2 separate regions of the Homo sapiens genome follow, and region 1 is linked to region 2. Evidence: chromatin loops called from intact Hi-C (ENCODE). Cell type or tissue: B cell. All regions are shown on one strand.

Evidence for each region. Peaks named below come from ENCODE experiments on the same cell type or tissue, not always from the same donor. Only the 100,000 strongest peaks of a DNase experiment are listed, where the experiment ranks them.
Region 1: it touches region 2 in a loop (14-fold over the local background); 4 of 110 quality-filtered maps call a loop at or near these places.

What each region holds. Positions count from the first base shown.
Region 1 is chr7:108,496,252-108,498,751 of GRCh38, forward strand. It overlaps PNPLA8 (patatin like domain 8, phospholipase A2), which reads right to left. Exons shown (of 11, transcript NM_001256007.3): 6 at 1,232-1,326; 7 at 333-504. Among named protein-coding and RNA genes, the nearest start is that of PNPLA8, 29 kb to the right of the region's middle. In B cell, CTCF peaks have their summits at 1,063 (motif pointing left) and 1,263; a DNase peak (open chromatin) is centred at 1,060.
Region 2 is chr7:108,384,218-108,386,717 of GRCh38, forward strand. All of the region lies in intron 2 of NRCAM (neuronal cell adhesion molecule), which reads right to left. Among named protein-coding and RNA genes, the nearest start is that of NRCAM, 71 kb to the right of the region's middle. In B cell, a CTCF peak has its summit at 1,040; a DNase peak (open chromatin) is centred at 1,074.

The DNA of each region.
Region 1 (2,500 bases), 110 kb after region 2:
TAAAAATAATTGAATATTTTAGAATGACTTGAGACACATTTAATATGTTAAGTAAAAACAACAGGATGCAAGTATCTCATATTTTTAAAAAAGGCAATTGCAACTTTTACATGCAAATCTCACACACACAAACCCCCCAAAACAATTACTAAACTATGATTCACCAAAATACTAACAGTGGTTATCTCTAATTAGTCAAATAATTTAATATTCTTGATATTTTTCAAATTATAATATGCAAGAATATAATTTAATATTGACATTTTTCAAATTATAATATGCACATACTACCTATATAATCAGAAGATTTAAAAAGAGTAATTGTAACTTACTTAAGAATGTTTTCCCATGTTTGACTGTCATAAAATGCATGGCTCCAACTCATTTTTACTGTTCCAACAATGACATTTTGTGAAAATACATCTGATCCTAATTTTCGATAAAGTTCCTCACATTCATCCAAGGGCATATGAAACAACCCCAACATGAAAGCTAATATGGCACCTGGAAAAAAGAATCCTTAGCTTTTATCAGTGTTAAGTTATAGCCCTTATGATGTAAGATTTCCTGAATCATAGTTTTGGCTTAAATTTTAGCGTTGATACTTTCTAGCTATGTCACCTGGGACAAATGACTTTCCTTCTCAGAGCCCCATTTGTTTCAGGGGTAAAATGGGAGTAATAAGAACAACCAAAATTCATGTGTCTTACTGGGTTAACAAATGTAAAGGGATTTACCAGGTCTCAAAAAGGATTAAATAAATGCTACCCCCAATAATGATAATAATAATAATTTAAAAATATTTACAAATGTGTTGTTTTACATTAAATTATATATAAGATACTATGGTAGATAATTCACGTTCTTTCTAACATCAATGAATTACTTAGTTTTAGTCACAGAATATGGTATATTTGACAACTCACCAAATCACTAAGCAATTCTCCTTCAAGTTAGTCCTAGGAACCAATGTAATTAAACATATTAGGTACTCTTGGATGTCCTTTTAAACAGCTGATTCCATATCTAGCTATAATAGGTAGGACACACTGCCACCTAGTGTGCCTAACTGGCATAACCATGAACAAAAGACAAAAAAGGAAGTACAAAATTTTGGGGTATGGAGAGAGGGCTGAAGAAGGCAAAGGACTATGATCTTAAACATAAGTGCTTAATGTTCTTTTCCTTAATGTACTGCCAGAATGCACCACTTCCATATAATAATAATTACCTGTGCTTACACCACAAATGTAATCAAAGAGCTGATGAACTGGCTTCTGAGTAAGTTCAACTAATTTTCGTAGGGTCTGGAGAGCAACCACGCCCCTACAGAAAAGATTAAAGACAAAATGACAATTCCTGTTTAAAGAAAAAATAATTTAAGCTGTTGAATAAAACAATCTAATAATTGCTTTTAGAGTTTATATGCTAACATGAAAATTAATAATATAAATCAAAATCAGTAAAAATTGCCTGTCCAAATTTTTAGTATTACTTTTGAAAATCTAATATCTAAATGATAAAAAAACCTACACTAAGGCAGCACATTTTAAAATTTATATTAGTATCTCTCTCTTGTTTTTTCACTGAACCCATCCTTCTGCAGAACAGTATCTCTTTAAGAATAAATCTGGCCAGGCAGTGGCTCATTCTTGTAATCCCAGCGCTTTGGGAGGTTGAGGTAAGAGGATCACTTGAGGCCAGGAGTTCAAGACCAGCTGAACAATATAGCGAGATCCCATTTCTACAGAAAAAAAAAAAAAAAGTAAAAAGAAGAAGAAATCCACTCAAATACACTTCTTAAGAATGCCAAAAACCAACAAACAACTAAATAAGAATACAAAGATATGCCAATATAAAATTGAAAAAAAAAACAAAAAACAAAAAAAAAAACAAAAAAAACTGGAAAACACTTAAAAACTCACTCACTGGTTTTGGAATGCCATACCTTGGTTTCCTCTCTTACTAACATAGTTGGTCACCTATGACTCTATACATTTTTGTCTTACATATTTCACCAGATTTTTTTTTTTGAGATGGAGTCTCACTCTGTTGCCCAGGCTGGAGTGCAGTGGCTCACTGGGCTCACTGCAACCTCCGCCTCCTGGGTTCATGCCATTCTCCTGCCTCAGCCTCCCGAGTAGCTGGGACTACAGGAGCCTGCCACCATGCCTGGCTAATTTTTTTTTTTTTTTGTATTTTTAGTAGAGACAGGGTTTCACCATGTTAGCCAGGATGGTCTCGATCTCCTGACCTCATGATCCACCCGCCTCAGCCTCCCAAAGTGCTAAGATTACAGGTGTGAGCCACTGCACCCGGCCACCAGTCAGATTTTTAAGCTCCCTTTTCTTTATTCATTTTTAAAAACTCTCAATAACTTCAGGTTAACCCTCTATATTAATGGTATATTAATTAATGTTGCTGACTTTGCTCATTTCTGAATCCTTGCCAACAGCAGTTAATAGCTTCATGAAGGAATGCGAAACGATGAAAAAGCTTA
Region 2 (2,500 bases):
CCTTCACATGTGCCCCCAAATCTAAAATAAAAGTCAAAAAAACCCAATAATAAAAATTTAAAAAAGAGGAGAGAACCCTTGATCCAGCCAAAGAAAAACAAAAACAAAACCAAAAACAAAAAACAGGTTGGGGGTGAACTGGTAGAAAAAAAATAAAGAATTGTTGAAGGGCACAAGATGGGAGATGGGTTGGGGGAAAGAAAAGCTCCTATTTCCATATGAATTTGAAGGTTGTATTTGAACTTTTAAAAACCTGAAAGTAGCTAAAAAAAAATCCATCAGTTCTGTTAAGAGTCCTCTTCAAAGGAAAGGAGATTTGGCAGAGGAGATTTGAAGGCAGTGATAAGAGTAAAAATAAAAACCCTTTTCATGTTTTTACCTCTGGTGCTTAAACTGCCCTTGGATTACAGCGCTTTTCTCACTGTAAAGTATTAATACATATGAATCCTGAGCCTCCTGTTAAAACACATGCTCTGATTCAGCAAGTCTAGGGTAGGACCCACAACTTTGCTTTCTAACAAGCTCTGGGTGATGTCCACACTGCTGGTTTATTGACCAAGCTTTCAGTAACATGTAAAGAAATTTGAGTTGCAGTGCCTACTATTGGTTCATCACATTAGGATTTGGAAGTTTTGTCTCCTAAGCCCAGTTTTTGTGCTTGACAGATACTAGCTTGCCCTAGTTACCTCATGGGTTATCGTGAAGCTGAAACTAAACAACATGCCAAGTGCTTTATGAAGTGTGAAGAACAAAGAATAGCAGTATGATCACCATCATGTAAAATAAGATCATAAAAGACAAATGACTTTCTGAAGGACCCAAAGTAAGAGGCAGAACTAGACTCAAAATCTGTAGCATCTGATCCTAAGCAAGTGCTTTGTACTCTAAAGTGTTGCAACTTAAGGCGTTATGAGGAATAGATCACATTTATTTCCATCTTACATTTGTCTCCCTGTCTTAATGCATATATTACATTGAAAATGTACACATTAGGATGATTCAAACCCTTGTATTTCCTTAGAGGGGTAGAGATCACTGCTGCTGTACTGTCCTCTGATGCACTCTAGGAGGCGATCATAACACCCAATATACCTACAGTCTAATAACACCACTGTTAACCAGGTAAGTGTAACGGAGACGGGTGTAAACACCCAATCACATGAGAGAATTTCAGAGATGTGACACAAAAATGTGGGCTAGAATAATCAAGGAAGGCTTTGTGGAAGAAAAGCATGCATTTTGAGGTGTGCTCAAATGAGAAAGGTTTAGGTAGCTTAGAAGAAAGGCAAGGCTGACGCTGAGCAAAATCACAGTGGGATCTCCAATGAATTAGTCGTCCTGCACACAGTGTCAAGGACTATATTTAATACCCAGAAATAATCCTACATGTTAGAACACAGAGGCCAACTCAACTGATTCAGTAGATTAGTTCAATAATTAGAAAGGAGGGAGTCCTGGAATACCAGGGTAAGGACTGTATACTTTATCCTTCATGGGATGGAGGGCCATTTGAAGAATTTTTAGCTTGGCAGAAACAGGAATGAAATTGCGTATTTGAATGGAATGTATTGGAGAGAATATGGAAGGCATGAGAATAAGTAAGTATATCTTTACAATTTATGTTTACAGCAGTGGATCCATTTAATCAAGTGAGATCTTAAAACACCTATCTGTCTGTCTATGGAGAGAGAGGGAGGGAGGGAGGGAGGGAGAGAGGGAAAGAGAGAGAATATGAATATCAATGCGAGTATGTAAGCAGAGCTGTTTTAGGTCAGGGTGTGATGGGGCCCCTAGGCTGAGCTGTCAGGAGTGGAACCCTCAGTTCCGCTTGGTTTCTTTTGAAAGAAGGTCACTGTAATGTGATAAGTATATAAGGATGCAGGAACTAGAAATGAAAGGAAAACTATACAGACATGTTTTATGAAGGAAGGATAGATCATCTGATGGCTCCAATAGCTCCAGAGCCAGGCATTTTGGCTTCTAGTCCAGTGCTCTTCATCTATATCATTCTAACTCTGCCAATTACTATTTGACAAAACATGCCAAGGAGAAAATGCAAAGTCCAATACACTTATTAGTAATTTAGAAACTTCTTAGGCACTTCCTTTTATCTTCCAACACTGAGGTCTTAAAAGAGCATTTAGTCTAAAAATCTAGTCCCATATCCATTCTTTAATCTTATCTCTAAGCAATTAATTGATTGGAAATAAATTATTCTTCAAAGTTGCAGACTTCCTGTTGTTGTTCCAAAGCCTTTCATAGTGATCTAATACTTGTATTTTAACAATGTCATCACAAGATCTGAGTCACAAAAGAGATTACATTGGGCACAAATAAGTGGCCCAGGATAGGAGGTGTTAATTTATTTTCACATAGAATATAGAGATGGCCTACAGTAAGATTGAAAACTATGATAATAATAACCAGCATATTTATAAACATACATAAAGACACCTATTCAATGAAAGAAGACCTGTTGTTATATGTTCAGAAAAGCATA